2 separate regions of the Mus musculus genome follow, and region 1 is linked to region 2. The links are chromatin contacts, found by Hi-C or POLR2A ChIA-PET in ENCODE. All regions are on one chromosome and are shown on one strand. The core of a region is the stretch at or near the end of the contact, and the rest is flanking DNA. Distances in the headings are between cores, read along the strand shown. Region 1 holds the start of Polh (polymerase (DNA directed), eta (RAD 30 related)). Region 2 holds the start of Gtpbp2 (GTP binding protein 2).

The links. Hi-C counts contacts between places; a loop is a spot of excess contacts on that map. ChIA-PET counts read pairs that join two places held with the same protein, here RNA polymerase II (POLR2A).
Region 1: a loop to region 2 is called in a map of left cerebral cortex, with 9 times the contacts of the local background. The contact joins the promoter of Polh here to the promoter of Gtpbp2 in region 2. A Hi-C loop is called at or near these places in 3 of 37 maps with a recorded cell type or tissue (T-helper 17 cell, heart and left cerebral cortex). POLR2A ChIA-PET finds 5 or more read pairs at or near these places in 5 of 5 experiments (Patski and embryonic stem cell).

Annotation. Positions count from the first base shown.
Region 1 is chr17:46,200,860-46,206,092 of GRCm38, forward strand. It overlaps Polh (polymerase (DNA directed), eta (RAD 30 related)), which reads right to left and starts at 1,782. Exons shown (of 11, transcript NM_030715.4): 1 at 1,538-1,782. Xpo5 (exportin 5) reads left to right here and starts at 1,952. Exons shown (of 32, transcript NM_028198.3): 1 at 1,952-2,166; 2 at 3,796-3,917. The coding sequence starts at 2,062.
Region 2 is chr17:46,158,414-46,163,523 of GRCm38, forward strand. Gtpbp2 (GTP binding protein 2) reads left to right here and starts at 2,619. Exons shown (of 12, transcript NM_019581.3): 1 at 2,619-2,913; 2 at 5,070-5,096. The coding sequence starts at 2,728.

The DNA.
Region 1 (5,233 bases), core at 532-3,031, 42 kb after region 2:
GCTCTAGCTACCCTGTAACTCACTCTGTAGACCAAACTGCCTCCTGAGTACTGGGGCTAAAGGTGTGTGCCACCATAAAAAGCAAATTTCAAATCTTGAAATACTTTTTAGAAACATTTGGCTATGGAGCATGGTGGCACAGATCTTAAGTTCTAGCACTCAAGAGGCTAAGACAAAAAGGTTTGAAGTTCAAGGCCAGACTGGGTTACATAGAAAGTAGGAAGAAAACACAGACACACATAAATGAAGAAGATAATCTAACACTATGTAAATATCCCGTTTCTCTGCAAATTTTCAATAACTATGCAACTATGAATAGATCCGACCTGTGAGGACTACTTTGTGATGTTTAGTGATTTTCTATTTGTGCAATTTCTTTTTTTGTTTTCAAGAATGGTTCTGAATGCCATGTAGTCCAAATCGGCCTCAAAACTTGCTCTGCATCCAAGGATGAGCCCCGAGCTGCTTGCTCCTCCCACCAAACGCTGAGATGACGCAGACAGTCTTAAAGGCTCTCGAGACAATTCCAATGTGCAGTAGCTTTGCATACCAATGGCCTATCACAAATAATACTTTACAGAAACACAGGAAATTCATGATTTAAATACAAGAAACAGGTTATACAGATGAGTGAGCTAGCACCCAACTGTAACTTTAAACAGTTATTTTTCAAATAAACAATCACATTGAAAACAGTGCCAAGCAACTACTACTACAAAGCTGCAAAATTACTGTAAAGAAAATAATTAAGAAGATACTGAATGTTCAAAGCATTAACACCTTACAAATCTCGCCCCTCACCTAAAACAAAATGATCGTACGTTTAGAAACCTTTTACACTTAAGTCAGGCGTCCTTGTGCTCTGGCGTGGCTTTTCTGTAGTACTGGAACAGATAAAGCTAGAAGGTGGCAAATGTATTGTCGCAATCAATACAGGATAAGTACCATATTCAATATAAATATCAGAGGTAAAACTGGAAGCGAAGCTGTGATTTAAGGGCAACAATTTACTAAGTGGAAAAACACCTCCTAAAACATATGCAGGATAAGAGATGATACAGCCTTAAGTCTTTTATGTGTTCCTTTCGTACTTTTATGTATTGGCAAAGTCTGCACAATGCCAAAACGTAAAAGACTACGTAAATTTGGGATGGGTTTTGTTTCGTGAGGCAGGGTCTCACTTTGCAGCTCAGTCTGGCCTCAAACTGGAAGCAATCCTCCTGCCTCAGCCTCCCAGAGGTATAGTTGGGATGCGTTTTCCAACATCTCAGTTCATCCCATTCTGTACAAAAGCACGTTTGGGAGTCGGTCGTGTAGTAAGACGCACGAGAAAATATGGACCAGTGAAGAGGAAGGTTTAAAAATTACAAGAAAAACTCTTTCTACAAGAAAACTCTCCTTAGAGACACTCTTAGAGCCTTCTCTCCCAGTAAGCATGCTTTTCATTTCGGCCCAGTCACCCCCAAGTAAAAGCGACAGCCAAGGCTTCAAAAGCCATCCGATATAGCGATCCCGAGCCGTGTTTTAATGTCCTTACCAAGGCGACACCTGTCAAAACTGCCAAGAGCGAAGCTGCGGGCTCCGGGCGGAGTCCAATGACAGCGTCTAGATGTCGTCGTCGCCTTCCCAGGAGCAAGTGAGTGTAATCTGATAACACAGATCCGAGTAGGTAGCCCTAGGCTCCCGCCGAGCCAACAGCCCTTCCAGCCTGCAGGTTTACGCCCCACAGCAAGCCCAGAGGAAATTTGGAGTTCAGCACCGCGCGCGCCGCGAGGGACGGTTGACGCGCCTGCGCACCGCGGAACTTCCGTTCCCCAGCCCCGCCCCGCCAGGCGCGGCCGTCACCCGAAGCGGCCACTTCCGCGCGCGCATGCGCCGTGGCGGCTCCGGCGCATGCGCAGCGCTGGGTTCTTCCCAGCTCCAACTTCTGGGACTCACGCTCCTCCCTCCCGTTTCCCCACCCCCAGCCCGCCGCGGCCCGGTATCAACGTGTGGTCCCGCCAGGGGAACTGTGCGTAACCTCGTGCTCCCGGGACGCCGGTGGGGTTCCCGGCTCTAGCCATGGAGATGGAGCAAGTGAACGCGCTGTGCGAGGAGCTAGTGAAAGCGGTGACGGTCATGATGGACCCCAGCTCTACCCAGCGCTACCGGCTGGAAGCCCTCAAGGTAGCTGGGGTCCTGGCGGCCTGGGCCTGCCCCGAGAACCCTATCCCAGGCTTCCCTCACGGCCTCTCCAAACTCAGTTTGTCTCCTGCCTATGCGGCCTTTGATCTTCCCACTGCCCGTGGGGAGGGTGGCTTCTGGTCGCGGCCCTCACCTCCTCCCACTTGAGTCTTTTCTTGCCTGCGCGCTTGCCTTTGCATCACACGCAAGGGTCCCTAACTGTTGCACATCTCCTCGCCATGTCTCAGTGGCTTTTTTGCCCACTCCTCACTTCTCTTCACTCTAGATCACACCGCGGTCTCCACCCACGCAGGCTGTGCCGGCTCTGACGCCGGGGCAAACCCCACATTCCCTGGCGTTCCGGGAGCGCACGTGCAAATTCCTGCCCCAGTGCCACCTTCATTCTTCCCTGCTGATCACTCCAGACTTGTGCTGATTCTAGATCCCCGTGTGTCCATTTTCTTACATCCTTACATACCTCTATCTTTCGAGTCTTGGCCATCTCTGGGCTAATTTGTGACGCTCCTTCCTCGTTTATACCTGTGAGATAGTCTCCGGCTGTTTTTGCGCGAAGACGAGCTTTACCACCGGCTTTGCATTTATTTGCACCGGGGCACTTTGGTTTCCTGGAAGTAATTCTCTTGCGTCCCGGGTGCTCTCTGCGCCAGGGTCTAGTTCAGCTTTTGCTATTTGGGAACGCTAATACCTTCAACAGAGCTTCTCTCTATTAGAGTAAGCGCCAACATATAGATGTATGTGGCACAGGATTTGGAATCAAACAACTCTGTTTGCTTTGTCTTTGATTGTGAAGAATTTTACATAGGCAAAGAAACAGAGCACCAGAGTGATCCCGAATAGGCCTGTGACCTAAACTCAGATGATACACAGATTTGCTTGTTCACTGACTCCTCCTGGCACCCTTAGTTTTGAAAGCTAATTCTAGGGGTTGACATTCAACTTGTATGGGTATATCTCTAGCATTTTTTTTTGTACTCTCTTAGATCCAGTTTAGTATTAACATGACTAATATCTAAATGGAGAGTGTCAGTATTACTAATCTAGATTTTCGCATCTTAAAAATACAGCTAAAAGGACAGCAGGTAACCCCTGCTACTGGGAAGACTAAGGCAGGGGATACAAAGTCAGGCAGCTATCAGAGTGACTTAGTAAGACCTCCTCTCTCAGACAAAGTAAGCAGAAGAGCCCTGGGAGATGGCATAGAGGGTGGAGCTTTTGGTGCCTGTTTATGGCTGAGGACTGGAATCCAGGTGGAGGGGAGGAAGAGACTGATAAAATAAATCCCTGAGTGGACTCACCAGCCCGTCTAGGCAAATCCTGAGCTCTGGGTTCTCAAAACAGCAGAGAGAAAGACATTCAACTTCAGCTTCTGCCTTCCACTCAAATGTGCAGCTCCATCATCCATGAACATCTGTGTGAAAACACTGCACGCACGCACACACACACCCACCAAAGGGAGAAAACTGAGAATGTAGTGTGGTCGTGATAGCCTTGCATGTGAACAGTTCGGTTCCCAGTTCCACACAAAATCAGATAAGGTTGGACCTTTCTTAGGATTTTTAGTCTCTGTTCTCTCATGCCTCCCCATGGAAATATTAATGTTTCTTCTTTCAGTTTTGTGAAGAGTTTAAAGAAAAATGCCCTATCTGTGTTCCATGTGGCTTGAAGTTGGCTGAAAAAACACAAATTGCCATCGTCAGACATTTTGGCCTTCAGATCCTGGAGCATGTTGTCAAGTAAGGAAGTCTTAGGTACCACCATTGGAGCCTGTAGAAGAGTAGCTTGTTAACCCTTTCATGACCACACAGGTGCTTTCCCCAGTGACTAGAAATGAACAGGATGATCACTAACATGTGGCGAGAACTCGGGATGTTGAGTCTTTCTTCAGTTAAGACATCTATAAAGCGTGTTACACATACTAAGTATTCAACAAGCCAGGCATGGTGGGTCGCATTTATAATGCTTAGCACTGAGGAACTGAAGCAGGAAGATGGCCATAAGTTCAAGCGCTCTTAGGCTACATAGTTCTAATATAGTGGGCTACAAAGTGAAACTTTGTCTCAAGAGCCAAATTTTAAAAAGAAACAGAAAACCTTTTTTGGTTTGTTTTTGAAAAGTAGTTGTATATTATTATAGATGGCTAGATGGGGAAATGCTAATTTGTGACATAAATCCCATATAAATGCTAAGTAATACACTTTATATATGTGTGTGTGTGTATACACACACAGGCACATATGTACATGTATATATATGTATATGCGCATCATGTATGTACTTGGTGCCTACAGAGGCTGGAGTCACAGGTGTAACCCGAGTCACAGCCAAACTCGGGTTCTCTGCAAAAGCAGCAGGTGCTGCTAACCTCGGAGCCATCTTTCTGGCACCAAGAATCTTTAAGGTTTTATTATATTTCATGAATGTGTACTTGTGTGGGTATGTGCTTGTGAGTGCAGATACAAAGCACTGGAGATTAAAGGTGTTTCTGTGCTGCCCAACAAGGGTGCTGGGAACCAAACTCAGGTCCTCCTAACCGCTCAGACATCTCTCCATCCTCAGAAGTATCATTTCCTTTTTTTAAAGGTGTTTGTTTGTTTGTTTTTTGAGACAGGGTTTCTCTGTGTAGCCCTGGCTGTCCTGGACCTCACTTTGTAGACCAGGCTGGCCTCGAACTCAGAAATCCGCCTGCCTCTGCCTCCTTTAAAGGTTTTTTTGTTTGGTTGTTTGGTTGGTTTGGTTGGTTTTTGGTTTTTTCTGATTTTTCTGGAACTCACTCTGTAGACCAGGCTGGCCTCGAACTCAGAAATTGAATGATTGAATGCTCGATTAAGTCAACTATAGATGTATGCCCTTCCACATCTGGCTGTTCATAAAAGCTGAATCTACCATTTGAGTGCTCAATTCTAGTGTGAAGTGTTTTACCATGGGAACGAAAGCTCAGGCTTAAAAGGTAACGGTCATCAGAACTATCCCTAACAAGAAAAGAACCATCTGGCACGTTTGCCAACTTCCCCTCTGCCTCCCAGCGTGTGATGGGGCCCCAGTACCACCC
Region 2 (5,110 bases), core at 1,369-3,868:
AAACAAAACCAAAACCCACCAGAAAAATCACTGCAGGAAGCTAGCAGAACAACTCAGTAGAAGACTCTGTGCATATCAAGCACGGAGGCTCTGGGTTCAGTTGTTAGTGTAAATAAAACAAAAAACAAACAAACAAAAAGATCAGAGCCAGGAAGATGGCTTAGTGGGTAAAGGCATTTGCTGCCAAGTCTGGTGACCTGAATTCAAGTCAGAATAAATTTCTGCAAGTTGCCCTCTGACCTCCACATGTACATCATAGTGTACACACATGCATATAGATTAAACATTTTATACACACACACACACACACACACACACACACATTTAAACTATGTGTATATCTGTAATTGGAATTGTGTGCCAAAGTGTGGTGTTCTCAGAGGGCAGAAGAGGGTGCCGGTTTCCCTGGAGCTGGAACTACAAGGAGTGATAAATCACCCTACATGGTGCTGGGACCTGAACTCTGATCCTCTGGAAGAGCAGCAAGAGCTCTTATCCACTGAACCATCTCTCTAGCTCCAAGAGTAAAACTTTTCAAAATCTCCTAAAAAAAAAAACATATATATATATATATATATATATATATATATATATATATATATAGTCATAATGAGGTTGGCTTAAGGGTGACAGGCAAGCAAGAAAGCAGAGGGGAAGGTTGCTCTAAGTCAGAGCACATGAAAGTGACATCACAAAATGCATATTCATACAAAGGTACTAGATGTAAAAGCAAGTGACTCACTACAAGCCAGGAAAAATATTTGCATGTGATGTGTATATAAGCACACACTATATACATCCTATAGGCAGCCACCTCGTAAACAACCTGTCTAGGAAACTGGCCACTTATACCACCTCCACTCCCCAGGACCCTGGTCTCCCAGCAGGCATCCTGTGGCCTCTCTCCTCTGCCAGCCCTCACTTCTCTCTGTAGGTAGGCCAGGCTGTTCAAGAATGGGTTATATCATGCCCCACCCTTTCTTAAAGGAAGGTATCCATTAAGGAGAATTGGCTGGGATGGAATTGTGTGTTAAAGGGTGACTGCTGGAAGATCCGTGGATATTTAAAAAATAGTTATCAGTTGAGTGCAGTGGTTTCTGGCTGGTGAGAGAACCCGGCCTGTTTGTGGTGATAATGTGTGGGTGGGGTGGGGATGTCTCTTCCTTTCTATTCCCATCCTTTGAGATGTCTCACTGAATTCTCTAGTCTCCATCTCTAAAAACTTTTTTTTCCTGGCAATCCTGGTCTTAAGCATACAGGATAGCATACAGAAAAGACACCTACTTTCCTTTACTGAAGACCCAGGTAAATGGCTGATCTGCAAGGCTTTTCAACTTTTGGTTCTTTTGGTATATAGCTGGTGTGGAAACTATCCAATGTGGACAGCGACTGCATGCTCAATAGACTCGTCTCCTTCGATGTGGAACTGTGCAGAAGTTATGGACTCAACCAGGTCTGAACTCCTTCAGAGTACACCAGAGGTAAGTGCTCCTACCGTACCGTGGAGAACTTTCAAACTCTGTTCTATTTCTTGGCTATGTGTGAACACCTGGTTGTTTGTGAAGAGAGGGGAATGGACGTACTGTGAGTCATGAGATAGCCACGGCGCTGGAATTTGAACCCTGGCGTCCTGACTCTGTGCCCAGCAATTCTGCTTCTCCATTCTGAGCCTTTGGTGCCCCGTATACTGGTTTATGTCGCTCTGAGAGTTCTGAAGGACAGGAGAGACAGCTTGGCTAGAAAGACAAATCAGCAATCCCCTGGCGTCCTAGGACAAGTTCTATTCCTGGCTACTTTCCCCGCCCCCTGGTGGTTGACGTAACTGGAACCCCAGCTCCGCCCCAAGTAGGGGCCAGGCCCCTCCTCCGGACAAGTTTTAAACCAAATTCTGTTTTCCGGGATTGGCTAAACTTCAAAACAAAGGGGAGGAGAGATACTTGCAGTAGGCACCCTCCAAACCTTAGGCAGCTGGCTGCTTTATGGGTCCTGGACACGTGTCTGGCCACTGCGGTGCCTGGGGCTGCTAAAACCAACCCCCGGATTGTGCCACCCAAGTAATAAAACAGTGACTATATTGCAAGGGTGGCATAATCATCGTCACAATAACAGCTCTAATTATGCTATAACTACCATCTGCCTCCGCCCTAGCTTTTGCCCTGACTCACTCGACAGCACTCCAGCCGTCAGGAAAGAAACTGAGGCAGAGGTGGAGCCAGCAGGCTGTCAGATCCAACCTCCCCGATTTTTAACTTGTTGTCTGGGGTCAGCGCCGAAAGGTCAAACCCAGTTCAATTCTGATATAAGCCCTTCACCTCCGGTTACTGTCCCTAATCTCAGGCCACAAAGCCTTCCTACTGCCCCTAGAAGAGAAGCCGCTGGCAGTACGGGAAACTGGGTGCCGACTACAACTCCCCTTAGTCTTTGCGCTCAAGGCGCGCTTGCTGCCCTCGCCCCCGAAGCCACCTGTGACTCTCGCATAGCGATGCCTCTTGGGAATTGTAGTTCGAACTCGCATTCTTTAGCACTAAATCTCATAGCTGCGGACTCAGTATCCCTTGATGCCCTGCGGCTTTTTCTGACGCGACTAGGAGGACAGGGAAGGCAGGGGCGTGGCCTACAGTGGGCCACACCCCGCTCTCCTCCGGCTGGCCCGACTCGGCGGTGGCAGTAGGGGCGGCGGCAGTGGCGGGGGGGAGGGGTCGGGCGGGGGGCTGGTGGCAGCGGCGGATGGACTCGCGGGTATCGGAGCTGTTCGGCGGCTGCTGCCGGCCCGGAGGAGGCCCGGCCATGGGTGGAAACCTCAAAGCTCGGGGGGCCGGCGGTAGCAGCAGTTGCGGGGGCCCAAAGGGGAAGAAGAAGAACGGAAGGAACAGAGGAGGTAAAGCCAACAACCCTCCGTACCTGCCCCCAGAGGTGAGCACCTGAAAAGTGGCGGAGCCATGGGGAACTACTCTTCCGGTCCCCGAGACTCCAAGGAGGCGGGAGAGAGAAAATCAATCCCCCTTTCCGGTGTCAAGACCCAAGGGAGGAAGGACCGGGGAAGAGAACCCCTCCTCCTGTTCCAAGACCCCTACAAAGCGGGATCGTCAAGACTGGACGATCCTTTTCAGTGTCAGGACCTCGGGAAGGGACTGCCCCTTTCACCTCCATAACCTTTGGATTAGTGGGAACCGGGGATCCTTTCCTCTTGAGAAGAGCAGAGGATGTCTGAACCCCTACTTACTCTGGGAGTGGGGAAGGAACACTGTACTGGGAAAAGAGGGCAGGCAGAGTAACCAACGTTTTTCTAAACTTAATCCACAGGGAGAAGGGGAGTAGCCGGGACAAGAGCAATGTGTTCCTTCCCTATTCTTCAGTACCCACACACATTAAACCAGAGAACAGTTAGACGTAGCCCTCTGCCCTTTCCTTGTCCTGTGGGGCTGTGGACACAGAGAAGAGTCCGCACGAACCCGCTCTGGGAGTCCTCAAGGCAGAGAAGACTACTTTCCTTCCTCTTAAAATAGGAGAACCCAGTCGGGAGCTAGTGGGCTCGCCTTTAAGTCCCATCACTCTGGAGAGATGGCTCAGCGATTAAGAGCACTGTCTGTTCTTCCAAAGGACCCCCAGTTCAGTTCCCAGCACCCACATAGCTGCTCACAACGGTCTGCAACTCCAGTTCCAGGAAGTCTGATGCCCTCACACACATACATGCAGACAGAACACCAATGCACGTAAAATAAAAATAATGTAAAAAAAAAAAAAATCCCATCACTTGGGAGTCAGAGGCAGGGGGATCTCTGAGTTCAAGGCCAGCCTGGTCTACAGAGCAAGTTACAGGATAGCCATGGCTCCACAAAGAAACCTTGTTTTGAAAAACAAAGATGGGAGAACCCAAGGTGGGAAGAGCTTCAATGGGTGATTATGACTTTTAAGTGTGCACCAGAGTGATTCAGGTTGCTGTTCCTGCTCATAGAATTCTGATTCAGTGGGTGAGAGACGGGCCTGATTGTTTGGCATTTCTTACAAGCTAATGTTGTGGTCTTAGCACCACAATGGTCTTTGAGAACCATTGGCCAAGATTATCTTTCTACCATCTTTATAGTCAGCTATCCTAATTATTCACCTTCAGCAGAAGAGTAGAAAGGTTTCTTTGTTGATGGGAAAAGAGCTCCTACGCATTCCATGGTGTGGTTGACAGTATGGATAAAGACACCTCTAAGGACTTTAAAGACAGCATGATGACCAAGAGGGAAAGAGAAAAATAAAATGGCCAGAGAGGAGGAGCGCAGAAATGCAGGCAGACCAGGCAGACGGTATATAAGTCAAGCTCATACATAACCTTTTGTCCAGGGGGTGGAGGGTGGAGGGTGGCGCGGGGCAGGTGTGTGTGGCACACAGCCCAAAAGGTGGCTGTTGCTCGAAGAGGTTATGTGATGGTTTCCTGGTTTCACCTCACTGAGGCATGAAAAGGGCATAAAAAGCCACAGTGAGTTCACTTTATGGAGTCTGCCCCTAAGCTTTCCTGGTTTGTTTGGGTAAGTCCCAACTTCGGACTTCTGTTCCTCTCTTACCTGGGCCTCTTATCTCGGGGGCGTTTGTAGTGACCAGTGCTGAGTTCATACTTTGGCTCCGTTCCAGAGCCTGTAGCCTCTTACACTTGATGGCATCAGCTGAGAGGGAGGGGCCAGAAGGAAGTAGTGTCTACCAGATGGATGTCAAAAAGAAAGGCTTCAATATCCTGAACACAGAAAAAGAAACCAAAACCAAATACCCGAGCCCGCGCAGCAGTTGGAGGCTGTGGCGGGTGGGGGCAGAGAGGTGAGCTTGTGTCTAGGAAGATCAGTGCTGAAGACTTGGTGCTCTGATCTTAGATAAACGGGTGGTTTGCTGTGTCCTTACAGGCCTTTCCTCAGAGGCCACATGGAAGCTTAGCATCTGTCTTCCACTGCTTCTTGGCGGATGCCAGCACTGGCAGGTGCCAGTTGGGCTTTCTTCCTGCTTTCTGTGCCTGAGGTCATTGGGAATTGAGGGGAAGTAGGGATGGGGGTCTGGACAGGATATGGTAACTGCTTCCTGTTTCTTTTCAGGCTGAAGATGGAAACATCGAATATAAAGTGAGTCTTGCGTT